Linked DNA regions of Homo sapiens: regions 1 and 2 are each linked to region 3. A link is a loop called in an ENCODE intact Hi-C map of the cell type or tissue named here. Cell type or tissue: heart right ventricle. All regions are shown on one strand. Each heading gives the region's core, and the rest is flanking DNA. Links, peaks and the distances in the headings are about the cores only.

Region 1 (10,378 bases), core at 2,967-7,966, 130 kb after region 3:
TGTCACCCAGGCTGGAGTGCAGTGGCGCAATCTCTTCTCACTGTAATGTCTGCCTCCCGGGTTCCAGTGATTCTCCTGCCTTAGCCTAATGAATAGCTGGGGTTACAGGTGCCTGCCACCATGCCCAGGTAATTTTTTTGTATTTTTAGCAGAGACAGGGTTTCACTATGTTGGCCAAGCCAGTCTCAAACTCATTACCTCAAATGATCCACCCAGCTTAGCCTCCCAAAGTGCTGGGATTACAGGCGTGAGCCACCACGCCCAGCCTCAACTGTGTTTTAAGCCTTGTGATGGATATAGTGAAAATTAATATGCAGAATTATTAAATTCAGAATCTGATAGTTTTAAAGTAAAAAAGGGGACATTAGTGTAAGTATGGGAATATACAGCAGGAAAGAGGGAGATTTTGCTGGTTAACTCTTAAAATGTGAACCAAAACCTCAGAAATTCTTGTCTGTCATCAGATTTAGCAAATATGTATTAAGTGGTCACTGTGAACCAGATACAATGTGGCATTACTTTCAAATTTCAACTCTGTGTTTTTCTTGTCTTACATGGAACTAAACATTAACCAGTGTCCCAAACTAGTATTTTTTATTAACTCTTTTGCTACATATTAGCCTAGTAACTGCACAATTGTTTAATTTGTGTTATACATACCTCATTCTCACTGCCCTATTAAACACAAGTCCAAACACACTTTACCTGTGGTACCAATTAAAAATTGCTGGCTTTAATTTAATTTTCCAATTTCTAATAATGACACAAATGTTAATGGATAATTTAATTAATAGAAGCTGTTGTGTAGATTGCTAGTTAGAAAGTTTCTGTTGCTTCTGCGTTAAATTATTAAGCACAAGTATTGTAACACATTCAGAGTACAGAGGGTAGATTTGGACATGATCATAAACATTTATGATTTATTTGTTAATCATTCTCTAAACTGAAATATAGATAGATAGATAGATAGATAGATAGATAGATAGATAGATAGATCCCCCTAGGGATTTATATTTACTGAACTCTAATCTTCCAACTTTTATGTTATTCTTATATGATTTAGTCCATCAATTCTGGACTAAGTTATTACACTGGCCACCTAGATGTCTTAACGCATATCCACAGGAGTCCACCTGGAGATGACTTGGTATTGGCATAAAACTAGTCCATCCAATGTGTCCAGAACATATGCTACCTACGTGGGGCATATAACTTCTATATGAGATCATTATTTATAAGCCAGCATTATAATATATGGATTTAAATTCATAACCTCTAATTCATAAATGAGCATACAATTAAATGGTACTTTAACTTTTACATAATACAAAAAAGATTACATTTTCTCATTTGCATGTGAAAGTACCTAAGCAAGATGAGAAAAAATGGAAATGAGAAGCTATAGAGCTAAGGTTTTCATTTATACCAATAATGCTGAAAATATAACACAACGTTTCCTGTCTTTAACGTATTTCAGTTCCAGTAACATTCAGCCTACATTAATGAAATGATTCCAAAGTTCATGAGCTCAATATGTTGCTACAAAAAAAGCAACTGGATATAGCATACTCCCTATTTGGCAAAGAAGAAAGAAAGTGTGTTTCCTATGGGGAAAAATAGCACTAAAAGAATTCCAAAATAGATAGCACTTTGAGTTTTATATATGCTTCTCCATGTATGGCCAACAGCCTGGTCTATGGCATGAAGAGCACAGATAAAACTGTGAGCAATCAAAACAGGTCGCCTCGTGATTTGGAGTATTAGCCATACTGTTTATGTTTTCATGAAAGTGTAAGTAGTCTACAACATTTTACTGATTCACAGAAGAGAATGATTTAGTTAAGGAAATAATAAACTCCTAGTTTTCCCAAGCCCTTTTGAATGGCAGACACTTAATATTTGGAGTATTGTCTGAATCTACTCAACTATAAATAAACACCATCTATTTGGTATTAAGAACATACTTTAAAACCACGAAGGAAGTAATCACAGATTAGGTTCTCAGTGTCTGCCAAGAACTCAGCAGTTGGACATCATACAATAGATATTTAGTTTAAAGAAACCCCATTTATTTTTGAAGATATTTGTTCTCTGAGAGGAAGGAGCAAGGAAGAGCAATTCAAAGCCTACCACACTTTCCAGGCACAATATAAGGACAAGGGCCATCTTCGTGGATGTTTGTTCTGTGCTGAGCTTAATGCTCTGACATTGCCATCTTGAAACGCTTAGTAACTCTATAACAAGGGGCCCTACACTTTTATTTTGAACTGGGCCCCAGAAATCATGTAACTAGTCCTGAGAACAAGATTGGCTATGACTTAGGACACAGTCTCCGTGCTTTAGTTTGCCACCAGGATATAGCTAAGCATAAGTCTTTGTTCTGTTTTTCTACTATTTCACATTCTCCATGAATATTATTGCTCTAATTTCACCCAGATCCTGCATCATGACCCTCTTTCTTTTGCAAAAAAAAAAAAAAAAAAAAAAAAAAAGCACTAGAAAGTTACAGATTTAGCAACTATAAATATAAACAAATGGACATAAAATTATCTTAATAATACAGAACATATTTTGCAGAGAGGCCAAGTTAATGTCAACTAAAAATAGTTAAATTTTTTAACATAGAAAAAATGCAAATAAGAATAATAAGATTAAGCATCAATTTTTCTCCTAAAAGAAAAATTCACATTTGATCACCAGTATGTTCTAGAGAAGTTGTAGCATTATGTTTAAGTATCAGAAACATATGTGAATATATATCTATCTATAGCAAATCTTGTGACTGCTTATTGAAAAAATATTTTGAGGAGTAATATATGATTAATTTCTTAATATTAGAAATTGCTTCAGTATAATAAAGCTTTAAACACTTTTAGAGCATTCATTTCTGTGAATTAAAGGAAGTGTTCTGGCCAAACACCTGTTGCCTCTTAAACTCTTTCAAAACCAGAAAGAGCAGGTAATAATAACCCAACCCAAGTTACAGTTGCATAGTTAACCCCTAAGTATTATCCCAGAATTTATTACTGGCATCATTCAAATGATACCTGAGTCAGAGCATCAAAATCCTCTAGCTCCAACAGCCCGAAGGCACAACTCAGGTTATATTAATATTAGTGTTCAAAAGTCACTGATTCTTCATTCCTACAATGACTTTATACTGTTTCTCATTTCTTTGTGGAAAAAAAAATTCTTTCAAATACTTGTATAGTCCTGAGGCCATATTCTCAGATAAAGCAAGTACCTTATTAGTGATTTAAAGTCACAAATGTTAGGAAACTCTAAGGTCCTTACAACCTCTCCTACACAATGTTGCTAAAAATCCTGCCCCAAAGAGAGCCAACAGTCAAATAATGCTAGCTATGCACCAGGCACTATTCTAGACGCTTTACCTATACAATTCATTCAATTCTGCCACCAGTTAGCTACTATTTTACACATGAGAAAACCAAGGCACAAAGAGGTTGAGTAATTTGCCTAAAATTACACATCTGGCAGTGGTAGAGTTGGATTTCCAGTCCAGAAAGTCAGCTCGAATCTGTGCTCTTAAGCAATATGTCTCACAAGAATTTTATTCCTTTTGTTTTTGGAGTTCCTACCATTAAGATGCAAAGGCTATTGTTCAAATGAGGCTGCCTTGGAATCGATCATCTCTAAGGAAGAAGGGAGAAGCCAGCTTATATAGTTGGATGAGAACAAGAGGTCAACAGAGACCAATGGACAAAGAAAGAAACGGATGGGAAAGCAAACAGGAAGAAGCGTGTGCCTGCTTCCCACCTATAACTATCATGCCAGAGACTGAAAACTATAATTTTTTGTCCCCACCCACTTGGAAAAAGCTTCCATATATCCATCCAAGTGAGATGGGCTCATTATTGAGAGGATTTTATCATCAAAGAGAAAAATAATAAAAATAAACAGCTGCCTAACTGAACAGCAACCAAAATTGAATACATAATAAAAGGTAAATAATTGAAGTTAAGTCAGTCAATACATTTCATTAGTTAGCCCGTAAGTATTATGCCAGCATTTATCACTGGCATCATTCCAACAACATCGAAGTAAGGGCATTAAAGTCCTTAAGCTCTAACAGCCAGAAGGCACAATTCAGGTCATATTAATATTAATGTTTGAAATTCACTGACTCTTCTTTCCTACCCATAACCTTGTACTGTTCTTTATTTCTTTGTGCAAAAAAAAATCTTCAAAATAATTGTATCCTTCTTATAATGTAACTTCATAGAGATTATGATCAATATCTTTATTTTACATATGATGATTATTAAATTACAATTTCCAGTTAACTCCTACTCTATGTGACTTTAAAATTTTATAAACAATTTTTATTTTCTATTTACTGAAGACCCAGAAATTGGAATTATATTTTAGAAATGAAGTGAATTATTTATTCATTCTTCTAGCTCCTATTTCAATGTCATGCTATCTTTCATTATATTCCTCATCCAAAAAAAAGCTTTGTGATTTGGTTACTTTGCTACAAGTTCACAGATTTATTTGTTTCATTTACTCATAATATTCACTGAGCACCTGCTTCCATCAAACACCTTGTAGGTGCTTGGATACATCAGCGAGCTCAACAAATTAAGATCCCTGACCTGTTGGAGTTTGTGTAGTAGCACCAGGGCATTCACATTTAATTCCTTCACACAGAAATCATTTTATATTGCTTGTAAAAATTACCTTTTTTTTTTTTTAAACAAATCTAGCACTTCATAACTGGTTTTACGGATTAATTAAATGGACAAATGACATAAATGCAGAAGGGCATTATTTGCATTATTTGAAGAGTCTTAAGATCATAAAACCTAGTAGCAACTTAGTCACAGCTTTGTGCAGGATAGGTGTACAAGCTATCCTACTACAGAGCCAAGTGAAAAATGAAGAAAATGTTTCCAAATATAGGTGCATTTTAAGGTCTCAACAGTTGAACTCATTATTTCAACAGGCAAGGAAATATTCAGTGATGGATTTTTGGCAAAGATGGGAGTGTAATAGTCAAGAAAGGAGGAGAGAGGTTCTGTGTCAGCATTTCCTCAGTCTCGTCCTTCCGCTTTCAGTGGCTTGTGGATATTAGTCCACTATATTTATGCTTAAATGGCTTCCCATTTCAAAATACTCATTGGGCTGTTCATCCCACTGCTGTTCACCTAACCACTGTTCTGAATATTTAAAATACACCTTGGTGGCAAATTCTAACCTCTAGCTAATACTTATTCTGCACTTTCTTCTGGTGTTTTTTTAATCTGTAAGCACATGTACAAAATACGAATCAGCAAACTAAATCCAATATTGTCTTTTTTTTCGCTGTTATGAAAGGTACCACACTAGGCTTTGAATACATAAAACATTTTATAAATAAAAAAGTATCTACCATTTCCACCCTTACGAATCTAGTATTCTTCTTTTTTTTTTTTTTTTTTTTTGAGACGGAGTCTCGCTCTGTCGCCCAGACTGCAGTGGCGCGATCTTGGCTCACTGCAAGCTCCGCCTCCCGGGTTCACACCACTCTCCTGCCTCAGCCTCCCGAGTAGCTGGGACTACAGGCGCCCGCCACCACGCCCGGCTAATTTTTTTGTGTTTTTAGTAGAGACGGGGTTTCACCGTGTTAGCCAGGGTGGTCTCGATCTCCTGACCTTGTGATCCTCCCGCCTCGGCCTCCCAAAGTGCTGGGATTACAGGCGTGAGCCACCGCGCCCGGCCTAGTATTCATTTTTAACAGTTGAAATAGATGGCCAATTTTACAGACACAAAAGGGTACAGCAGCATAAAGGACTTTCAACCCTGTGATGACCCCATACTTCAGCAATTTCTTAGTAAACACTGCCACCGTGTGGTGTTTCATTCTAAAATGAATTTCAGGATTTATTATACAATTGAACATTGCATAATAATACAGAATAATAAAAATTATTTTTCTTACAATGTAACATTACCGAAAAACTTATGGGCACTATTTATTACAAAGCATAAATATTAACTAAATGACTTTTATATAAATAAATACTTTTTTACTCTCTAGTTTTTAATATACAAACATTTTATAACAGTTTTACTTATCTTCATGTAAAAGAGTTTTCCTTTAAAGCTAAAAATAAGTCACTAAAAAAACAAAAATTTAAAACATAATTGTCAAAAACATAAACTAGTTTTTTTAAATATAGGTTTCAATTTGGTGCATAAAGACTATATAAAAATACTTTGAGCTTTAAAATATAATTATATCTTTGTTCAACAATTGTGCTTTAAAGTATGATTAATGTTAATTCGACTTATGTCTTTCCTTCTTTGTATTTCCAGTTTCAGTAGGATCTTAAATTACAAGGAAATTAACAGGCAAACTAGATAGAAACCTAGAGGGGTATATAATGTTTATTCTCACCTTCAAGGAGAAAAACAACTTTAAATACCTCCTGGAAAGATAAAGCAAAACTTACCATTTTTATTTTGAAAATTCTTACTGGTAAGCATTCTTTCTTATACTCTATCCAACTCTGTCATTCAACTATTTAAAGAAATTTTGTCTGAATTTGTCCTCATTGGTAATCAAAAAGTGATTCTCTAACTTCTATAAGTTCTTCAGTTTATTCGTCCCTACTCAGTGAAATTAACTATATCTCATCTAAATACAAAAAAAGAACAATATCGATGGATAAGCATGACACAACTTTCTGAACAATGTGAAAAAATACGGTAAGAAGTTTGAAATAACAAAAGTAATATTTTAGTTTAATATTTTATATAGTATGTAAAAACATGAAATCGTAAATTTTATTTAAATTTAAAATATCAATTTTATCTTGATAAAATATGACAATCTTCTCAACTCTTCAATGAAAGGATTCCTGGAGATTACCATGCTTAATTAAATATGTAGTCTTTACACTGAGACTCATGTCAAGAAAAAAGGTACAGAAGGCTTAAACTAATGAAAGAAGTCTTTAAAGAAACTCAATATCATGAAAGATAAAGTAAAACTGATTTCAAATAGTTTTTTAACCTAAAGAGCATGTTTTTCTCTGTGACAAAATTACCCCCCACAAGTGAATAAACATTGAAATCCTATCAATTACTATGTAGTATTTTCCCTCAGCAAGTTTTGCTGTTTTCCTTATTTTCAGACCTCTCATGTAATATCAGCTAGTGCTTCTGTCTCAAACAGTTTAGCTCTTACATAATAAATCAACTCAGTTGTTACTGAAATTCTTTGGGCAGGGAGAAAGTTGTCCTAACGACTACTGCAAGTCCCAAGAGTTAGAAATGGATATTGTGACTGAGTTTAGCATTATTTTTCCTGCCTATTCAATATTCTTTAATATTCAATCTTATTTCTTGACTAAGTTTAAGCATACACACTCTCTGTCTTTGTGTGTGTATACATATTTATACATATATACATATATATACATATATACATCTATGTGTGTGTATATATGTGTATATATATTTTATATATATATTTATTTATTTTAAAGACAGGGTCTCACTGTGTCACCTAGGCTGGAATGCAGTAGCATGATCACAGCTCACCAAAGCCTTGAACTTCTGGGCTCAAGTAATACTCTTGCCTTGGCCTCCAAAGTGCTGGTATCACACGCATGAGCCACCATGCCTGATTTGTGAGCACAATATTATATATGGCAACATAACAATGACTGTTCTAAAATGAGCTAAAATAATTTTGTGTATTAAAATACTTTCTTATTAGACTTTCATTTTAGACTAAAAGTCATTAGAGTTATAAGAGTTACTTCTCTTCTTGAAACTTATTATGACAAAATCTGTACCCCATGGATGCAGATAAATCCACAAAAAAAAGTTCTTCGGAAAAATTCCCCTGTTAGGTGCAGGTGGCAGAAAGGGGAGAATCTCTCCGGGACAATGATTGAGATAAACATCAGAAAATATTAGAAAAGTAAGATTGTGCTGAGTAAAGCAGAGAAAGAAATCCACACGCCACCCACAACTTTTCATAGAATAGAACAGAAGGGGCAAGATCTTTCCAAGGAATTAAAATAAGTTTTTAATAATGTAAGTTACCAAATCAGAACCTTCTTTCTCAAATTTATATAGTAAGTGAAAGCTAAACTACATAATGGAGGAAATTTCTCAAAGTTTCTAGTTAGGCATACATATCATAGAACACAGTATTGATAAATATTGTATGGATGACTTGTTTGAAAAATGCTACTAAGATAAATTCAGAGACAAGTGTAAAGCTTTATCTTGTGCGCCAAGCTACATTTCCTAAAACTCTTTATCAATTTCTGAAACTATCTCACTTCTTTGCCAAAGATATTTATGAGGCATCATTAAGTATATAACAGTATATTAGGTTTTGAAAACTAGTTTCTTGGAATAAAAAGAAAAGTGAAATAAATATCACCATTAGAATGAGCCATTCATATTAAAAATTACAGGTCATTTTGAAAAGTAATTTATTTTCAATAGGTAGCCAAGGTTTTAGTAATGTGTGGCTTTTAATATTATTTATTAACTCTATTTGTTCTATTTAGTTCTTTTTCTTACGATTTGGATAACTTTAATATGGATACTTGAATTTTAGACATTTAACCCTAGTGACATCAGAATCTGCCAAAGATAAAAACTGACCTTTTCCTACTATTTCAAAAGAAGTTCAACTTCCTAAATTTAAAATATCAGCAATGAGTCAGACTCAAACCAGTATAGTCAGTATTTTTAAAGCAGAAGTTGGAAGAGTTTTTGTTTTGTTGAAGCATTGTGTTTGTGTGTGTGTTCCATTTTGCTTCATTTTTATAAAAGCAGTATAAAACTTGGAGAATGATAAAGTTATAGATTTTAAATCCTGCAAATAATGTTTTTCTTTTATAAAAAGTTGCTGACACAGTTTTGGCTTTGGTTTTGTTGTTCTTATATAATTCTGCTTTGGTTTGTGGCCTCACAGATTTTTGAAATAATATAAAGGAGGAAGAAGCAGAACATAGTAGAAGGTTTGTACATGAGACACAAACACAGTGACTCAAAAACAATTATTTGATAAAAAAACAAAAAAATAACTCTAAAGAGAATAAGATGCAAACTATTTTTTCTTAAATTCTTGCTACAAACTACATCCTACTAAAGGCCATGATCCTAATTCTGCTTTTTCACTGTAAAAAGAGAAAGAAGAAGGAAAAAGTTAAAAAATATTAAGGATGCGTTAAAGGTGTGATTGCATCAAATTTGGACTTTTTCCTTGGCATATTTTCAGGGAATTAGAAGAGAATTGACCAAGGGAATTATTTCCTTGGTTTGAAACTTATTTGTTGAAACAACTAAAATCATCCAGGGGAGCTGGGCATGGTGGCTCATGCCTGTAATCCCAGCAGTTTTGGAGGCCAAGATGGGATAATCACTTGAGGCCAGGAGTTTGAAACCAGCATTGGGCAACATATTGAGATGCCCCTCCCCACCTAAAAAGAAAATTAAAAATTAGCAGCGCGTGGTGGTTCATGCCTGTCCTCCCAGCTACTCTGGAGGCTAAGGCAAGAGGATCACTTTAGCCCAGGAGTCCAAGTCTGCAGTGAGCTATGATCATGCCACTACACTCTAGCCTGGGTGACAGAGCAAGACTATGTTTCTTAAAAAGAATTATATAAATAAATTCATCCAGAGAACTACCAGTGTGCATGTCTCACACTCTGGGAAACAGTCATCTAGTGATCTCCCTTTTCCTGAACTTCTACAACTTTTGTCACATGTGCATCCCATGCATTCTGCACACAAAATATATCTTTGGTATTTTTTTTATTTTGGTGTTTTTAACTAACCTTAAACACTGCTTAAGAGCTAAGTCAACTAATTTTTTACTATTCCAAACTACTTATTAGGGCATGTTACACATTAAAATGTCCCTCAGTATTTGTTCATGAAGTGGTTGTACACCTAGCTTTCCAACATGCATGGAGGGCACATAAACATATTATTAGTTATGCTTGAAGTAGCCTCATGTTATATTCTGTTTCATAAGCAGATTTATTTTTCAAGGCAGCATATGTTCCAAAAGCCACTAAAATACACATGTTTGCTCAAATAAAGCTGACAATTTGATAGATTTAAGAAATGAATTTTAAGTCTCTACTCCACAGAATTATGACATATACCCCATCCAAATCCCTAGTTTGTTTGAGATTGTGTGTGATTTACTCTACATCTTACATCTACTGGCTGTCTTTCATGGCATTTGACTTATTTGAGTCTTTGCAACCTTTTTTCTGTGAACACATCTTCTGCAGTAATTATATTTTTAAATTTTCCATAATCAATACTATTGAGATATAATTTATATAAAGGAAAAAGTACCAGACAACTAGTATGTAGAACATTTTCGGTACCCAAA
Region 2 (10,378 bases), core at 2,191-7,190, 88 kb after region 3:
AAAAATTAAGAAGGTAGATCCCATTGTTACAATAAGAACAAAAATGAGGCACATGGAAACTTTTGGAGGCGATGGATATGTCTGTTACCTTGGTTGTGGTGATTGTTTCATAAGTGTTTCTATATGTCCATCTTCAGCAAGTTTGGTGTGCCGTTTCTGTGCATCAATTATACTTCAATAAAGCAGTTTTTTTAAAAAAAAAAAAAGGATGAAAGAAGGGAAGAGGGGAGGGAAGGTGGTTACTGTTAGTTCCCAGGGAGAATACGAGAGAAAGTTAGGGTAGAAAAAGTGTAAACTGAACCACTAGAATAAGTTTCTGTAAGGTAGAGACAAAAGAAGAACCATCTTGTGTGAGGCAGGGGACACAGAGACTCAGATATCTTTGTGTCTAAAGACAGACAGAGGTGTGAATCACCTCCTTAATTTGAAGGGGCACCTAAGTTGATGATTAACTTAGCTCTCTTTATGCTATTCTGGTAGATCTTCCCAGCCTCCTTTCTCGGAAAGAGACCTCCAGTGAGAATGGGGTAAGCAAGCCCTTTAGTGAGAATTAGAAAGAAAGAGGAAGTGTGGTGAGTTTACTTTTTGGAATAAAAGCACAAAGCAGAAAACCAATGGGACACCCAGTTACTTTGTCAACAGTATGCCAAACACTAATTTTGGAAGATCCTGTTAAACTTGGTATAGTCCCTGAGTATTATTTTTATTCTCCATTGTCTGTTTCCCAGTTGTGATCATATAATAGTAAAACTCACCTAATGAAAGCACCTGCTTCCTTGTGTTTACAAGAAACAAGGCAAGGGTACAAAAAAAAAAAAAAAGAATGATTAAGACCTACTATTTGATAGCACAATAGGGTGACTATAGTCAATAATAACTTAATTTTGCATGTTAAAATAACTTAAAAGTGTAATTGGATTGTTTATAACTCAAAGGATAAATGTTGAGGGGACAGATACCCCATTCCCCATAATGTGCTTACTTCACATTGCATGCCTATATTAAAACATCTCATGTAACCCATAAATATATGCACCTACTATGTACCCACAAAAATCTTTATTTAAAAAAAAATTAAAAAAGTCAAGCCCAAGTAAACCAAATGATGGTATGGCAGTTTTAGAGGAGAGAGGAAAACAAATTTAGTCCTGCAAGCCCTGCTTATGCTGTAAAAAAGAAAAAAAAAAAAAAAAGAAGAAGAAACATACTAGGAGTTGGCTGAGTCTTAGACATGTACTTGAGGCCTAAGAGAAGAGATCTGTTCTGTGTGCACACAATTGACCTTTGTCACCAAAAAGGAAATAATGTTTCAGTCATTCATGGAGGTAAAAGAGTGGACAAATTGTGTTGAGGTGGACAATTGCATCATAAAAATGCATTTATTATTCTTCATTACCTAATACACTGTAAGTTCTTCAAGGGCAGAGATTGAGTCTCCACTTTTTTCTTCCTATGGCCCACCTTGGTAGCTGACACAAATTAATTACTCATAAATGTTGATACAAAATAAATGAGTGATTTAATTAATTACTTAAAATCCTTTATAAGTCTCAGGCTTACAGTTTTAGAAAAATAACAAACACAGAATTCTTATTAGGCACTAGAAAAATATGTGTCATGGAGGAATTGATATTTGATCTGAGTCTTGATCAACATAATGTGGAAAACGGGGAAAGAGATCTTTGAGGCAGAGATATTAGAATTTGCATGATGAAGAGTCATTTGGGGTGGCTTACATGTATGGGAGGAGACATAAGACACAAGGTATGTTAAGGCCCGACTATGAATAATCTTAAGTGTGATGTGAGAAAATTTGGATTTTAATCAATGGATCATGGGAAACCATAGAATGTTTATAAGAATGCAAGTGTGACTTGTGATCTGATTTGTCTTCTGGAAGGTTAGGTCTGGTACTAGTTTGTATGAAGGACCAAATGGGGACTAGAAAAGAATCAAGTTATGAAGCTATTGCAATGGTTCAGGAAAGCAATAAAATAAAATATGGACAAAGATAAATAAGGCACAAATGTATAATATATTTAAACATGTAATTCCAAAGACTTCTGATGGATATGAGTTGGAGGATATAAGAGAGAGAAGACTCATGGATGAATCCAAGGTTTCTAGCTAGGGAAGTTGTAAAGCTCTCTTTATTAATAAAATCAAAAAGAGATGGAAGATTCGGCAGGAAAGGCCAGATATCAGTATGGGACTTTCTGAGTTTGAAGTGCCTGCAGATATTTTTATGAAGATGTTCATAAAACATCTAGGAAATTAGATATTGATATCTGCAACTCTGGGAAAGACTTGTGATTTGAGGCATGGATTTCAGATTTATCAACGAAGAATTAGAAGATGAGCCCAGGATAAGTAGCTCATCCTGTAAAAGTAGGTAGAACTGGAGGGGGAAAAGGCTGAAATTGAAATCCAGAAAAGTCGACATTCAAGTAGCAAGAGTTGAGGAGGAAACAGAGAATATTCAGGTAGTCAGGAAGAGAGACAGGAGAGAGCTTCTCATAGAACTCAAAGGAAGTCAAATTTCAATGAATGATTGAACCAGATAACAAATAAGATGACTGAAAAAAATTACCACTTGACTGGATAATTTGGAAAAATCTGATGACCTTATTGCAGCATATTGAATTGGGAAACCAGAGTACAAAAGCTGGAAGAAAAAAAAAACTGTAAAGGGAAAATGGTACATCACTGGCAGTTAGCAGTGAAGGAAAGAGCACGATAGAGCTTACGGCTTGAAAAAGTGCCAGAATCAAGAAAATGCTCTGTCTCTGGGAAGTTCTGCTTTCTGTTCCCTGATCAGGGACCAGAGAGGGGCAAAATCTTCCTTTGATCCTAACTCCCTATTTTTTATTTTTCCTCTCTCTTGATCCCCTTGTCTACTTTTCAGATTTAGCCTCACCTTGTAAGTGCTTCCTTTCTGAGGTGTAGGTAAGAAAGATTGAGATTCCATCCGCACGAGACAAACCCAGCAGTTCGGAGCAGTCAAGACAGGTTTGACGGTTTACGGGTTGAGGGGAGATAGATGTGCCAGCTACTGAGGAAACTATGTTTTCCCATTATACCAAAATAGGAACATCCCTCTTAAATTCAAAAGAGCCACTAAACTTCACAGAACTCTTCACCCAAACATTCAGCAAGCCTAAAGCACTTCCATTTTTCTTAATTTGACTTATTTTTACCTCTATATGTCTTTCTTTATTTCCAAGTGATTTTCTTGGCTTCTATCTTCCTGTTGGGTATTTCCCAAATGTTTTGAAAATTCCAACTGACATTGTAAACTTTTTTACTGAGTTGAAAAACTTTATTATGGGGCCTTCTCTCCCTAACCCCCATTTTCAAATGTAAACCAAGTTGGTTTAATTCTAGAGGCCATATGTAATATTTATGAAACCATAAGAATTGTCTAGGAGGGGAAGGGTATAATTTAAATACTAGTTTAGACCATATTCAGCCTTATATAAGTCTTATGAAATACATAGTTAATCTAATTTATAAGCTACAGTTTACGAAAATACACAGCACATTTGGTGCTTATTTCAAAATGGCTCTTTTTTAAAAAAAAAAAAAGTATTGTCAGTTACTAAAGTGAAACTATTCTTTTTTTCAGTGTCACTGCCCCATTTTATATTTTTTTAAAATCACTTGCTTTTATATTAATGTAAATCAACCAATGCCTGTCTCAGGAAAGATTCCATATGGTTCAGTCCAAAACCACTCTCTGCCAAACACATGGAGGTGTCTCACCCACTGGAGAAACTGACAAATGTAAACTCATGAAAATAGAAGGGCCTTTGTTCTCTTGTTCCTCGTGGGCTGCCTTTCAACCTGCCCATGGCCCCACGGCAGGCGCTTATCCAAGGCAGGAAGTATTCTGTCTGAGTATCTTTGAGCTTTGCTCTTGTTCCAATTCCAGAAAACCACAGATTCGTTTATTTGCAATATTTCCAAAAATTTAAATGGCCTAAGGAAATGAGTTAGATGGAGCAGTTAGTAATTTGTCCCTTTAAATTCCCAGTGTTTGTTTCCTGAAGATTTAACAATTTCAGTGTGCCTTTCTAGAGAATTAGTAAGCCAAAATAAACATCAAAATTCTTAAGCTGTGATTTCTGATTTCTTGTTGAATAGCACCACCTCATGGTTATTCTCCTTTCTTAATTATTACAAGAGATGGCTGGCAATATTTGATTTCCCATTCTTACATGTTTTACTTTATAGCCATGACTAAAACTAAAATATGTTCAAATATAGTTTAAATAAACTCGTTTTTCTGGTGCAGCTATTTCTATTTACCCACCACCTCATCATTTGCCCCTGAAGTTTCATTTTCCTACTCCTTTGAACACCTAGCACATCATTTTCTGTATAATGAATGCTGTATGGATGTGTGTTAAATGAATCAGTCTTTGTCAGTCTCACTATTTCTACTACCATCTATATAATGATGGGTTTTAATTTAGTTTTCTTCTTAATCCATTCTAAAATTCAGTATCACTCATGCAAATATATGTAACTGAATGTCAAATAATTTCTTAAAACATAATACATAAACAAAATTTCTCATCTTTTCTTTTTATAAAAGTCTGTAGCATTATTACTTTTGAAATCCTATTTAGAATCTTACAGACAACCTGATTCTTTGTCTTTCCTTATTTCAAATTATAATATTGTCCTTTCTATACCATATCTTTCCTTTCTTTTTCCTCCTCAGCTAAATCTTTGGTTCAATTTTTGTCAAAGTTATGCTGAAGTTACAGCTATTTTACCAGCCACCTCTTTTTAAGCAGATCCTTCTCAGCTTTATTTCAAAACTCATGCTTTTCTGCTGAATTCAAAAATTAAAATTAAAGAATACTATAAAAGTTCCATTTGAAACCATTGGCATCATTATTCTTTCCATTAAAGCACTCCCCCAAATAAAGATAAATATTTAGGTATAAGGATATTCAATATCACTTATTTATAACACTGTAAGACTGGAAACAAAGTAAATGTCCAACTGACAAGGAGATAAATGCCTCTACTAGCAGAAGTGGATAAATTATTGTACATTCATGCAATGGAATGTTAAGCAATCATTAAGAATATTGTGTTTAAGCAAAAATTGGTATTAAATGAAAAGAGCAAAATTTTTAAAAAAACATCAATACAATCTTTTTTTTTTTTTTTTTTTTTTGAGATACGGTCTCAGTGTCACTAGGCTGGTGTGCATGCAGTGATTTGATCATGGCTTATTGTAGCCTTGATCTCCCAGACTCAAGCAATTCTCCTGCCTTGGCCTCCTAAAGTGCTGGGATTACAAGCATGAGCCACCTCACCCGGCCACAGTCATATTTTTTAAAAATATATGTGCAAAGGCCAGAAAAAAATATGCAAAATGCACACCAGATTTGTTGTTAATAATAGGTCTTTTTTGTATTTTTCTAACCTCTTCCTATATTGTGCTGATTTTATTAGAAAGGATGAATTAATTATACAATAAAATTATAAATGTACTTAATTCTTCTTGCTCTATCCAAATTAGCATTTAATTCTGAGTTATAACTCATCAGTTCATGTAAATTTTAAAATTTTAATTTTAAATATTTCTTTTCCTTTCTCAAAAGAGACAGCTACTCTAAAGCACCTTAAAATAGGAGACTCCATCATGTAAGGCACTTAATGAAATATTTAAAATAAAAATGTACATGTGATTAGTTGTCAAGCTCAGGTAAGTTCCCTTAAACAAATTCAACCCATAGTCAGAGAGTTTCATATAAGAAAATGAGTTGAAGAATTCTCTCATCTTCATAACTACAAACCACTCTGGTAAATTGTCCACTTGGAATGGAAGTTGATCAAAAGCTTATAATGGAAAAATATGGTGGCAAGTGTATCTTACCAATCCTTTTCCAATGGCTGTTTATTTAGATACACAAGGCAGTCTGATCTCAGTGAATGGAGGTAATGGTCACAGACCCAGCCGCCTCATGTATTCCATATACAGCTTCTCACTTCAGTGCCTTGCACTGCCACCGACAAAGCTGTGGTGATTACAACATCAATAGTGGTGAAGAAAGGGGAAGATGAAAGGAAAAACATGGAAAAAAGAAAAGAAGGGGACTTAGTAAAAACAATATAGTAATGTATGTATTAAGCGCTTCTCTTATGCTGGGCTCTGTGCTCAGCTCTTCTCATACCTTGCCACACTTTATTTTATTTATTTATTTAGAGACGGAGTTTTCACTCTTGTTGCCCACGCTGGAGTGCAATGGAGCAATCTTGGCTCACTGCAACCTCTACCTCCCAGGTTCAAGCTATTCTCCTGCCTCAGCCTCCCAAGTAGCTGAGATTACAGGCATGCGCCACCATGCTCAGCTAATTTTTTGTATTTAGTAGAGATGTGGTTTCACCATGTTGATTAAGCTGGTCTCAAACTCCTGACCTCAAGTGATCCACCCACCTCGGCCTCCCAAAGTGCTAGGATTACAGGCGTGAGCCACCGTGCCCAATCCATACTTTATTTTCACAGTGACTTTAGGAGGCAGTGCACTATCATCATCTCTGTTTACTGATAAGGACACTGAGATTTATGAAAGGTTGCCTACTATCAGTAGGGGGCAGATTTGTTGCTTCAAAACCATGCTCAACCACTCTTCTGACAGTCGGCCATGGACTATGAAACGTATTTCAGGTATGTCCTTGTGAGAGGGATAAGAATAAAAGAAGGAGTGCAGAGATTTGATTGGATCCATGTACAGCAAATAAATTTTACCTTATTATTGGAATCTCAAATGCAGACTCTAGATGTCCTCAGAGAAGAAAGAAAGAAAGAATTTTAGTCATGTGACTAAAATTGTGCAAGAGAACAACAGGCGTGAAAGTGTAAGCAAATGCCAGAGCCTGGCTCTATTTAGTTTTCATTGACTCTCAAGAATACCTTTTATTACGAGATTTCTCAAAATGAAACTGTACCAATGTTCACAATTCTAATGCTTCTTCTTCATTTTCTTCCTGTTCTCATTTTGACACCATTGTGTCTTCTGTGGTACTGAGAGAAGGGAAGGAGTTTTAATTTGCTCCAGAAACAGAGTTCTTGAGTCTTCAATGGAGTAGAGGAAGAGAAACACTAAAGGAGGTCAGGAGAGAGGATAGGAACTTTCTCATGTGCCCCGATCAACCAGCCCTACATTCCCCAATATGCCAATGACCATCTCACCTCTCCTGCTGGCATCCAGTTCTCAGTCCAGAAACTCCATCTTTCCTACCACTGCAGAGTCCTTGCTCTTGTGGCCAAGTGAGTGGGCAATGAGACTAGAGAGAATTCTTGCTGGACATAGGTGTTTTCTGAGATCCATAATGTTGGTGTATTTGATTAGAAATTTTAAGTGTGGTATTTTTGTATATTTGGGGGATATGTTCTCAAAATAATCTCTGTGTCTCTTTGGCCAGGAAGCATAACCACAGTGAAGGTAATAATAACACACCATGCGAAGGGATTGGTTTACTTTATTGAAAAAAAGGCCAATTTAAATCCAACTCTAAGTTTTAGTGCACAATAATCTATTTCTTAAACTTGAAGGAATTTCCACATGGTAATTTTAAAATGGAAAGAAAGAGTAAAAATGACTGTTTATATAACCAAATCTATAAACTATTCTACAAAACCAGTGTATCAAACAGATTTAAAATTAAAAGCTGCAGGAGGCTGTAAATTAGCCACAATGCTAGCATGTTCTGCCACCCAGATAAACAAACTTTCAAAAAAAGAAGACTTCACAAAACTCAACTCTATAAATTTAATAGAATTACAAAAAAAAACCAATAATTCTTAGAAATAGCAGCTCACCATACCCTTCTACAACTTCATAGAAAGATTTATTTTGATAATTTGAAGCTGTTTACATTTCAAAATAAAGTGTTTTATCATTCTGACCTTTAAAATGTAAAACTTGACATAAAATTCTATTCTTATTGGTTATCTTTTTACTTAGAAATCTTAGATTAAAATGAAATTATAGTTACATGTTCACGTGTGTCTTTTTCCTCATTAGGCTGTAAGAAATTTGAGGAGAAAAAAATCATTATTTATTTATGTTTGCATGTTTCTAGGAACATTAATACAGTAATTTACACATTGTAACTGTTAAAATGTCTTATAAAATACTTATTTTTTCAGTAAATTTAAGACTACTTCAATGAAAATCAAAATATATGGAAGAATTCAAATGTAAAGAATTATTCTGAAATCTTTTGAAACATATAGTCTGTGTTACAAAAGGAGATTGAATTTCATGAAAAAGTATTTATAGGTTAATTGGCAATATTCAAATGTCAGGTGATAGTGTTGGTGAGTATATAAGTAGCAATCCCACACAATTTATGTGTGGATAGGTAACTAAGTACTTAACTGTTCAAGAATAAGCAAAACCCCTCTCTAACCTTCAATACAGACTAATGGAGTTGGCGATAATTTTAAGAATAAGCAGACTTCTTGACTTGCAGGGAAAGAGAAAATTTTTAGTTTGAATCATGAAACAGATTGCTGAATTAGCCCAGTTTATGCATTTTGGAGAATAGGGATTAGAAGAAAATTGGAACAAAAAAGAGAATAGATTCCTTTAGATGACAAGGAGAAGGAGCATAACAGGTAAAGATTCCACTCAAACAGCTGCTCAGGCATCTAGACCCAAAGTCACAAAATACGTATCACTATAAGCCTGACACTATACAGTTTTTTAATGAAGTTACATATTTAATCCTCAAAGTCTCATGAATTAGACTTTATTAATCTGTCCCTTTTACAGATGATGGAGTTGAATCTTAGGTTAAATAACTTGCCCAAGCTCATGAATCTGAAACAAAATACACATCCATATAAAATCTATTCTCTCTTGATTCATTACCACCAAGAGAAAAGTTACAATGAAGAGGATGTTTCAGAGTAGGATAATTACTGTGTTCCTAAGAGGTAGCCCCAGCAATCTTCAGTTTGTATTATAGAAACAAACATGGGGAACCTGTACATCTACCACCCAGTTTATAACTGTAGTGACATTAGAAATGGATACCATCATTCATGTTTGAATATTTGTCAGATGTGAAATTCAATACCAGTACTTAAAATTTGCAGATTTATAGTTATTCTCAATAGCTTTTTGTCCTTTTTAAATTTCAATTTTATTTTAGTGATATTTTTTCATAACTTCATTAGCACAATTTACCCTCCAAAGTACAGACAAAGAACTCTAAGTTTTAAGACCCAAAGTGACCAAAGTGAATGAATCAATAAAAACATTAACTTGGATACTATTGGCAGTGGATAAGAACAGTTTAGAATTTGGAAGACAAGGTCTTTATATTGGGAAAGACAAGCCCTCAGTAATGGAAGACAGAGAAAAGAAGAGAATTAATTTATAGTCACTTAGTAATTCATTTTATATATATTAATTTCCATTATGTGCCAGGAACTATGCTAAGAATCATTCATACAAATATGAAAAAGACAAGACTTCTGCCCTTACATAGCTCCTGATCTAGAGGAGGAAACCAGGTTTTCTTATAATTCGGTGGAGTTGTGGGGCTCAGAGGAGGGAGAACCAAATCAGCAACTGGTGAGGTTTGGGTTAAGGGTGTCAAGACTGGCTGCCCAGAACAGCAGATTCTAAACTTCAGTATTTAAAAATGAGTAGGAATTGTTATACCAAGTAATAACAGTAAGATCATAAATAATAATGAAATTATGCCAAAAATGAGAAAATGTCATTGACTCAAAAACAAAAAAGGCATTCCTAATTGCTAGAGGTAAAAGTGTGATTGGGAAATTAGAGAAAAGGCAAAAACTACAGAGTCAGAAAGGGACAGATCATAACTGTCCTAATATCCTTCATCAGTGATTTTGGAACTTTATACTTAAGGAGATAGGGCGATAGTAAAGAATTTTAGTGAAGCTTATGATCATATCATATTTTAGAAATGTCACTCTAAAATAATATTTTCATGAGTTTATAAAACAACAAGGAGAATGCTTTGACATCATGTTAAGTAAAATGGTAAAGTAAAATGTGCATATATAAATTATAAATATGATGTTTTCCATATTGTCAAAAACAAAAGTCAAAAAAGATTGAACAAAAAGAAAATACATCAAAATAATGAGTGATTTTAGGTGGTAGGATTATGGTTAAATTAATTCAATAAACACGTATTATGTATATTTAAATTTCATTTCTAAAAGATTTAAAGCTTCACTGCTCTCTTTGTAAAGAGCTGAAAACTAGTGTTATGTCTCTTTTATTTTATTGTAAATATGTGTTAAAATTTAATTGCTACTCTAGAATAATGTATCTTAAAAAGTAGTCCTTATTCACTACAAATTCACAGT
Region 3 (10,378 bases), core at 1,863-6,862:
AGGTTACTGTGGAGTCCCCTTGGCCAAGAGGGCATCTTTTCAGTCTGTTGGGGGTCTTGGGGTTTTATTTTTATTTCTTGTCACCAACCATCAGAATCCCAGCTTTAAACACCGTTCTTTATAAACGTTTCACTTCCAAAGCCAAAAGTGACCTCTTTACTTTCTAAATCTTACATTATTTCATTGGTTTCTTTGATACAGGAGCTAGAAAGAAATTATTTAGGCAGATAGTGAGGGTAAGAGAGTCCTCCATAAGTTTTCCTTTTAATAAAAAGCAACCCCAAAATGATTTCTTTTCTAACAGAAAGCAGCCTGAGAAGTCAAGCTGTAAGCATAGATAAGCAAGCTAAAAGCTTTCATAGGTAAATGCTGGCAGCTGAGCCAATAGAAAATTGGCTACCTGGGGACCAGGCATGTTCAACATAGTGGCTCCATCTTCTCTTTTCTTTGTCAACCACATGTACAGTAAGGAAAAAACATAATGGCACCAGCCAGGTGGAGAACCCACAGTAAGGAACAAACAACATGGCACCAGCTAGGTAGAACCCATCTGCATAATAGAAGATTAGGGTGGGATGGCCAGTTTCTTTGTGCACTACGCAAACATCATACCTGGTCTGATCAATCTTTTGGGTCCTGTGTAAATCAGACACTGCCTCCTCAAGCTGTCTATAAAACCCCATGCATTTCACCACAAAAACGGAAGACCTACTCAGGCGCTCCTCTCTCTCTGCAGGAGAGAAAGCTATTCTGTTTTTCTTTTGCCTATTAAACATCCGCTCTTAAACTTACTTCTTGTGTCTGCGTCCCCGATTTCCCTGGTGTGGGACAATGAACCTCGGGTATTTACCCCAGACAACAATGCTGCTTCATCTTTATTATAGTATATTTACCTCTGACATTAACCTGGCATGGTATTCTTGTATTATTTCCTTTCCTGATAATACAATCCTGGGAAATCCTGGGAAATCCTAGGATCACATGATTATATTATTCCTTTCCTCATTTCCCATAAAGCTTTATGTTGTAGTTTGCAAATAATAGATATGGCATAAAAGAAAGAAATCAATAAAGGTAAGTGACCCTAAACTATGTAAATTTAGAAGTTTAAAATTTATATAAGAATATAAAAATCTAATACTTAAGTACAAATAAAAACTCATCAAACAATAGGTGAGTAAAACTGTGTGTGTATGTCTGTATATATGTATAGATGCATGTATGTATGTATATAATTTATTGGGTGTACCTGGAAGTTTAAATCTATCATTCATTAGCAAGTCAAAATGATTACTGGATTCTGAGCTCAAAAGTCCCCTTTTCTGTTCTGTACCTCACCTATAGGTTGCCAAACCAAGTTCATAGTTCACTAATGTCAGGGAGAGTTGAGGAAAATCAATAAGAAAACAAAGATCTTAACCTAGAATCAGAACGAAGGATTTTGACTCTTCACTAGAACAAACAAGCTTTTATCATCACTTGGCTTGGACATACCCAAGAAATTGCAAAGATAGAGATGAACCATGCTCCTGAATCAAATAACTTTTGGCTTAATATTTTTTTAAAATAATGAAAACAAAATTTGTCTCTTTCTAATTGAACCTCACCCTTTATGTGATGTTTTGTGATGAAGGCAATAAATCACAGAATCCAAATAGGAATCAAATATGTATTTCTTCAGGGTTGTGCCTTTCATGGACAGCTCATGGGTCAGCAGTTTAAACTGCATGTCATCTCTCTTGTTGGTAACTGTTGCTATTCTTTGCTGATTGACTGTAATTGATTGGCCAGTGGGTGGTAAACAGCAGGACAGTGAGACTGCACAGCTTAAACAGCAATGAGGAAGCACTTCAGACATTTTTCAAGACCTTAAGTGGTCTAGTGTTTATTTTCTTTCAAAGGCACATATGTAATTGTGCAATCTTAGCTGTAAGAAGATAAATTCTTTTTGAAAAGCAGAATTCTTATGAAAATATATGCTTAGTCAAAATCCCAGGTATTACTAAATACTCATTCTCTTATGATCATCTCTCCATGTCTTAATTTAAGCATCTTCAATTGTGAATCTACTTCTTGGCAGAATTCTTCTTCACAAATTTTGAGTAGATAATAACAGAAGAGCTTTCCCGAACTTCAACATCTCACTTTCACATTCATAAAATTTGTAATTTAAGAGCTGACCTTCATAGGAGATTCTCTTTAATGTACATAGCACCCAATCATTGGCTTAAAAAAAAAGTAGGATGACAAAATAAAAGCAGTTTTCACTGATTTTACTTCTTATTGAGAGTAAGGTTTAGACACATGTCTACTTTAAGTCTACTTTTGGTATGGTACTGCGAAGGCTTCAGCCACCTATATTTCAGACCTGTGATCTAAGAATAGAAATTTGTAATTTATTATCAGTAACTGTGATGTCTGGGATTTGATTTTTACCCCCCTTACATGCTAATAAATTAATTTGTTACTGTTTCATAGATTCTGGTAGAAGACACAAGACTCCTGGCTCAAAAACAAATAATTTTAGTATTCACAGCACAGCAAGTTGATGAGCATCAGCATGATATGTTGGTTTTGCTCTACTTCCTATGGGGGGTAATGCAGAGAGCCAGATGGAGAGTGCACACATAGCAGATTTGCTTGCAGTTAGAGGAAAAAAAGCAGCAGCATGCCCAGGAGTAGTCAGGAGGAGTCCTGAATTTTCAAAATAGGTCTAGATAATTCTTACTGTCTTTTTCCAAAACATTACCCTGAACACAGCCAAAAAGAGATGAACATTTTCTAAGGACAGCAGCATTCAGTGACCAAACTGCCTTACTAAGATGTGTCAAGTAGGAGGATGTGATGAGGGGGAGTCAGAAATATCTTTGAACTGATTTTTGAAGAAGTCTTTCTAGTGCTCAACAATACCAGATGCCTGTAGATGGTGTAGAATGTGGAATGTCCATCAGATAAATGGCCCTTAATAATTAGCCCATTTTGAGGCCAGGCGTGGTGGCTCATCCCTGTAATTCCAGCATGTTGGGAGGCCGAGAGGGGCAGATCATAAGGTCAGGAGTTTGAGACGAGCCTGGCCAATATGGTGAAACTCTCTCTTTACTAAAAATATAAATATTAGCCGGGCATGGTGGCAGGTGCCTGTTGTCCCAGCTACTCGGGAGGTGAGGCAGGACAATCTCTTAAACCCAGGAAGTGGAGGTTGCAGTGTGCTGAGATTGTGCCACTACACTCCAGCCTGGGCAACAGAGTGAGACTCCGTCTTAAAAAAAAAATAAATAGCCCATTTTAGACTAACCTTTTGTACTAAGGGCATACTATTTTTCAACTCCAGGTGGGCTGGAAAGCAGAAAACGTGACACAGTTTAATTTCAAAGCCTACAGCAATGTTGCCAGAGATGAGACAGTAACATGAAAACCTTAAAAAGTTTTAACAGTGGTAAGACACCAACAGTAGCTCCAAGAGAGAGTCAAGGGTCAATGCATGCAATTTTTCAGGAGTAAACAGGGCCAGCGCATCATGTGGCTTTTTTCTTTTTTTCTGCAAAACAAATGAGTTAACTTTCACAGAAATCAAAAGTCTAATATACATTGGTAGCTTCTGCATCAGAAACATAGAATTCTTTACTATGTGCCCAGTCCATGATGGTGGCTGTGTTGTCATGTCTGCTGTCATGATGACCTGGGTGGCACAGGGTTTATCAGCTACTTGGCTCTAAAGAGGAGTGTCTTTAATCTCCCTGTCTGAGATCTTCGAAGTGACAGACCAGATGGCTCTGACACTAATAACGACCCAGGAGTCAACAGAAATGTAGCAAAGCTGAACAAAGGGGGATTGACCAAGGCTATGAGGACTGCCCTAAGTTTGCTTACCAAGAGGATTGACTGTGTCTGCTTTTGGTTTCACATAGCTGACCTTGACGCTGAACAGTGAGTGGCAGCAGCTCAGTGGACACCATCAGGTGTCCAGCTAAAGCTGAATTATCAGTGCACCAGGCCCAATCATTTAGTGAAGCCTCTTTGAATCTAGGATCCCATTGTTCCAGCTACTTTAATTCCATTTTAATGTAAAACTGAGATGACACTCGGGCCAGGCTAGCTGCACTAATGAATATGCCATTTCCATTTAGTGAGGCCTGTGGGTTCCCACCTATCTTGTTAGTCATGAGTTCAAGTTAACCCACTCCTGTTTTGGGTGAGAGATACTAAGCAGAAAAGCCACACGGGGTCCCTGTGAGTAAGGCATTCCATTTCAAGAGCCTAGTGTTTGCACAGGCCAGTAGCTGCATTTCAAAAGGGATGTACTTGGTGCCTGTATCAGGCAGGTGGTGCTGTTTCACTGGGAAATAGCCTGAGTCTTCCCATAGTCTTTCAAGTCTATAATTGTGAGGATTGTTTTCTGCTAGAGCACCCTGCAGGAGACAGTAGGTGCAGCAGTCCCTGAGCAAGAGAGTGCCTTCTGGCACTTAGGGGATGGAGAAGTGCAGGCATCTACTACACCATTCCATTTTAAATTCAGATGTGGGAACACAAAAATCACTACATTGAATTAGCCCACTGGGCCCCACCCACAATGTCACTAACAAAGATAAGTCCCATCAAAACTCCCATGGGTTGAATTTGAGCACCATTTTCCCCTAAGGAAACATAGACCAAGAAGTTAACAAGTATGTGAGTTAGGGCTATAGCAACAACTGCCAGGAGACTACATTGTCTCCCAGCAAGGAATGCATGGCGTGCAGTGTGGCAGCAGAGAGTGTCTCACAGGAAACAGGGAAGATAAGGAGGCTTTTTCTTTGCCCTTGATCTCTCCAGAATTAGCGCCTAAGCACAGTTATGCTTCCTTCCCTGTGTACCTCCCAGCATCTGAGTGTCTGGGACTAGGGACCCCTTCTTGCACCTGCACAGCCCACTGTGGCTCCCACCTAACAGCCCTCATGTCCTTTGGTCACCCTGCACTTAGTGCTCTGTCTTCCTTGGCAGCCAAGTTGGGCTGCAGCAGGGATAAGATATGCTACAGCAGCTGGCTCTGCACCATTAGAAACAGTTTTGCACTTATTTTAGGTTTCCAGCAGCCACTCATTTGCAGCTCAGAAAAACAAATTTCCAATATTTTTAGCCCAACCAAAGGTCTGCGTCAAATAGCAAGGTCATCATTGCTGACACCATTTATTTCAACTTTTTGGATTCCTAGGCTCCACAACCACAGCCACATTGCCTTTCAGTTGGGGCCTCAGGGCTTATTGCTTCATTGTCATGGTAGCAATCTTTTGTCCTCTTCCCTGGAGGACAGTAAACAATAACCAATATACCTTTTGGGCAGCTTGTTTCAACCTTATCTCTCACTGCCTAGGCTCATTAACAGTTAGGACAAGGAAAGGCCCTTACTCTGCCTCCTCCATCCTTCCCTACATCTTGGAGTGAGTACATTCACTACCAGTCCCAGGAGTCCTCCTCTGAACCCAACTTTTAGGATTCTTATCCTTCCTCTGCCAGAAAGCCAATCTCTTTCAATATTCTATCCTTATCTCTAAAACTACTGGGTCTAGAATTTTATTTTACCCTCCTTACAAACTAATAAGTTAGTCTATTACTGTTTCAAGGATACTGGCAGGAGACACAAGATTAATGGGTCAGAGGCAAAAGAATTTATTACTCACAGTTCAGTAAGTAGCATGAGCATCCGCATGTTTGCTTTAGTTCCTCTTGCCCCCAGGGTTAGGGTGGTGAGGAAGAGGGTCCACATGAATGCTACATATATAAGCTGGGTTTGCATTGTAGCTGAGGAACACCTTGCATTTTAGAGCAAGCAGTAAGCAATCCTGCTCTTTGTCCTGAAGGGGAGAGCTTACTTCTCCCTCAAGGGTATCTAATAGAAACCCTGAGAAATGGTCCAGATAAAAAATAGTCAGGGTCTTGCACTTTGAATACATCCTGCAGGAAAAGACAGGGAGTCTCGTGGCCCATGACAACTGCCTCTCCCAACATTAACATGTTTGACCACCCATTACACACCATAAGATACTCTACTAAGTTCCTTTACTGCCTTATTTCATTTAATCAGCAGGCCAACTCTGTGAGTCAAGTACCATTATTATCATCCCCATTTTTTAGATGAGAAAACTGATGTTCAGAGAGTTTAATAGGCCAAAATCACATAACTGTAAAAGGAGAAACTAGTGTTCAAATCTAAGTCTCATACCAAGGCCCATTCTCTTAACCACTGTCTTACGTCTGTCCAGTTGTTGACTCAGGATTCTGCAAAGTTCTTCAGGGCATTTTAATATATGTACTTACCAGGGTTGGACATTTACACACTCAAAGACATATTAATATCTAGCCAGTTGAAGCACAAATGTTATGAGGGCAGACATATTTCCCCTACTTTATATAAGGTTGATAATGGTTGCCTTCTCTGTGTAGATGCAGGTAAAATGTCTACAAGATATCTTGGAGGGTCACCATTTGCCTCTGTTTACCACCAGCCTCTCATAGTTTATGCTTATTGTTCTAATGTATTCATAGTGCCCCTACAGAGAATCAAAACAATTATTCATCATAATTTTTATCGTGAGGATAGTTTTATTAAAAAATTATCGAAAAGATAGAGGAAAAGGAATTAATTGGGAAATCTTATATATCTGAGCAGCACTTCCCAACTTTATATATCAGAGCAGTCTTTTCAAAACCATTGTTTGAAAATGTATACGCTCTGCAAACACAGTAGTAATCTGATTAAACATTTTCTTGTTTATTTTTTATTGAGACAGAGTCTCACTATGTTCCCCAAGTTAGTCTCGAATTCCTGGGCTCAAGCCATCTTCCTGCCTTGGCCTCCCACAGTACTGGGATTGTAGGTGTGAGCCACCATGCCCGGCCTGATTAACATTTTCTGGTGCACATCAGTACTCTTCTAATTATTCCTGCCTTGTTTTCTGGTTTTCCCACAACTCAGTAACTCCCCATCTATATCCAACAGATAAACTCCAGCCAGTACATACAAACAATAAATATGCTAGAAATGAGTAAAAGGCCAGTTAACCTGCATATATAGTTCAGCCTACTGGAATAACATTTATTCAATAAAACATTTTAACTGAACACTAGTTATGTGCATGTCATTGAAAGTCCTGAATATGCAAAATAAACTTTAGATCAATTCCCACTGATACGTGCATTACCTAACAATATGCCCACATGTATCTAAAATAATATTATAGTGAAACATTCACAATAATTTAAAAACATGAATTATAATTATATAAGTAAATATGTAAATATATGAATATAAATATGTGTGGAATGAAAACATAAATGAATTTAATAGCAAGAAATTAAATTTTTCAAAATTTAATTTTTGGTAAAATTATTTTGATTCATAAAAGTTGAACAAGATTAATAATAATGACAGTAACAAAAACAGTAGACACTACTTCCAGGAGTTTACCACCTAATCAAGGAGAGAAAAAATTCTCAAGAAATGGTTGCATAATACTTTCCAACCAATATAATCTATGTGCAAATTCCCACTCTGCCTTTTCTTTCTTTCTTTTTTTTTTTTTACTGGTAATAGAGTTTATTCAAATATAGGCGCTGGGGCTTGCCCATGGTGCTCTTGATATATAAGGCCGGACATTCTGCCAGTATTTCTTGAGCAATGACAACAAGAAGCTGACAGCCAGGTGAATGTTATCCACAAGCTCATCGTCTGTCATCTTCACGTGACCAACAGCTACAGCCAGATATAACACCTTCTTCATTTGGAACTTGATTGTGAACTTCACCTCATCCACTTTGGCCACCATGTTTTCGTTGTGTGTGAGCAGGGAAGGGAACTTTCCTGCCTTATTTAGATCTGGGCCGAGGATTCGTGGAATCTGCTTGATCAGAGACTCTGAGGCCAAAAACGCATCATACTTCTTGGCCAGCTTCTTGACCAGTTTTTTATTCTTGTTGAGTTTTTTCAGCGCCTCAGTGTCCATGTGGGGGATATCCATGGCCTTGGCCTCGTCGCAGTGCTACTGGTCCGCCAGAACACACACAGAGAACTTGGGGCGGGGAGTGGACTTAAGCCTGATGGTGCCCGAGGAGCACTTGTCCTTCTGTGGGTCATACTTCTTCAAGCTGATCTGCACCTACACCGTCTCCTGGAATTTGTGGCGCTAGCGCTGGTTCCTGTGCAGGACTTTCCGCACTGCCTCCCACTGGGTGTCGCGAGAGACTTTGCTGCTCATGGCTTCTGCCGCCGCGCTAACCGGAAAAGAGTCTGCCTTTTCTTTAACATTTTATTTTGTATAAAGAAAACAATATGGAAAGGGCCCAGAGTGAGAAAGGAGATGGGAAGTAAAATTTTCATTCAGTCTGGACATCTGTAACAGAGAGATATAATCTCTAGGGTAGTTAAGGTACACACAAGCCTATGGGAAAAATGATGTGGTTTGAAAGGTGTTTAAATCCATTTACACTTTTAGCAGATTAGACCACCTGCTACACAGCAATATCCTGAGGGTATTGACTGAGGACAGCTAAGTTTTGATGAAAGAAGGGATAAAGACCAGAATTGAAGTTATTTAGATAGGATTTCAGATCTCTGAGTGAGAAAATTCAGGAGGAAGCCCTTAAGATTAAAGAGGTACCAGCATGAGGGCCTAGGGTTTCTCGGAAAAATTAGGAAGGAAGAATGGAGAGGGAATAAAAGTAGAAGTGGGGATTTCAATTTTAGTTTTCATGCCCAGAATATCACGATTTAGTCTTGAAAACAGCATCCGGCTCTCGTTCATTTTTGTACTGACGTAACATACCTTCTATTTGCTAGCTTTCAGGGATAATTATTCAGAATGCCAGCCTCTACTATTCTCATCAGGCTTGCTTGGAAAGATAGTCCTTCTGTGGATGAAATGTATGGTACCTAGGAGTGTACCTAGCCACCATAATTAAAGTGTAATAGGCAAGTAGATAAACAAATGGTTAGATCAATAACAGTAAGCCAGGCATTCCAAAGTATTTGGGTTTCTTTCATTTTGCTCTGGGGCAAGTCACCTGACCTCTTTGTCAGAGTTTTCTCATAGTTAAAAATAGGGCAAATCAATTGTTTCCTACTGTGTTTCCTGGGAGTATAAAATTTGGTTCATTTTAAAGAACTTTGTAGCAGTTCAATATTATAACACCGAACATATGGATTCTTCCTTAGATAAACTTCAAAATATTACATTATTTTTGTTAAAAAAAATAAAACTCCGCTATTCTCTCTTTGAACCATCTCTCTCACAATGTTATCATTGTACACATTCTGAAATTAACTGACGTATTTCCTGCTGCGGCACAGATAGCAGATAAAACGAGGTTCTGGGCTCCAAAAAGAGCAAAAGCCTACACACAAAAGACTTTTTCTCCCAGAGGTCAGAAAATTCAGCTTGAAGGGTTGGCAAACACCCAATGTATCATTCAGCATTACTTGTATATATTGTCTGAGTCCACTACAGCAAGCCAACTAAATGATGAGAACTACCCTCTGGAGATTAATTATGTTTCCTTTCTTATTCTGCATTGAAGTCTCTTGATAATGTACTCCCAGAACTTCAATTTCCAGGTTACATGCAATATTAAAAGTAGTGGATTCATAGTTTTGAATTGCTATTCTTTCTCATTTTCATTCCTCTTTTCAGAAAACACAAAGAATGACTAGCTAATTCAAACAACCGTATAATTTGCAGATGGAGATTCTGTAGTGCAACCATGGAAAACTTTTGCTCTCCTCATTGTTATGCTTCTTCTGTTAGGATCATCAAAAGCAGGTAAACTTATCAAAGAAAATGACAGATAATTAATCTCTCAGGACATAGAGAAGGGAGAACGATTTAAATAGTGTCTCTTCTCATTTCTAGTCATATAGGCTTTCATTTTTTAAACCCAACACTTTTAGACTTAAAATAATAGGAACTTTTCAGAGAAAAAAAGGCATTTTGTTAGTATATTTTTGTTTCAGTTTACAATCAGTGTTGAGACTTTAAATGTCTTTTATAAATTTCATAAGTACCTAACACAAGAGTAGGTATGTGACATGTATTTAGCACTTATTAAATAATTTAGATCCAGACTTAAGCTTCATACTAAAATGTTTTTCCTTAAATAATGATGCTTTATATAATTCTAAGAAAACTCAAAAATTTTCTGAAATCCTGCCCCCCAAGTTCAATATAGTTTTAAATGAGGTTCTTCTTCCCACATTGAGGAAATTCCCACAATCATCTAATAAATTCACTCTGATATATCCATTGTGTGATACACTCCTCTGTTGTTCCAACCTTTATTTCACTTGATATGAACACAGTTATCCCCAAATATACACTGTACTCCCTTGCTTGCCCTCTGTGGCAGGTTT

The links. Peaks named below come from ENCODE experiments on the same cell type or tissue, not always from the same donor. Only the 100,000 strongest peaks of a DNase experiment are listed, where the experiment ranks them.
Region 1: a loop joins it to region 3, with 5 times the contacts of the local background. A loop is called at or near these places in 40 of 110 quality-filtered maps.
Region 2: it touches region 3 in a loop (28-fold over the local background); 51 of 110 quality-filtered maps call a loop at or near these places.

The regions. Positions count from the first base shown.
Region 1 is chr5:87,007,417-87,017,794 of GRCh38, forward strand. No RefSeq gene overlaps it. Among named protein-coding and RNA genes, the nearest start is that of MIR4280, 100 kb to the right of the region's middle. In heart right ventricle, for the core only: a CTCF peak has its summit at 5,884 (motif pointing left); no DNase peak of the experiment used is centred there.
Region 2 is chr5:86,964,531-86,974,908 of GRCh38, forward strand. No RefSeq gene overlaps it. Among named protein-coding and RNA genes, the nearest start is that of MIR4280, 150 kb to the right of the region's middle. In heart right ventricle, for the core only: CTCF peaks have their summits at 4,147 and 6,749; a DNase peak (open chromatin) is centred at 3,841; H3K27ac peaks cover 1,156 bases; H3K27me3 peaks cover 327 bases.
Region 3 is chr5:86,876,651-86,887,028 of GRCh38, forward strand. It overlaps the pseudogene RPL10AP9. Among named protein-coding and RNA genes, the nearest start is that of LINC02059, 140 kb to the left of the region's middle. RefSeq lists enhancers at 1,335-1,504, 1,497-2,031. In heart right ventricle, for the core only: a CTCF peak has its summit at 4,317; a DNase peak (open chromatin) is centred at 4,331; H3K27ac peaks cover 427 bases.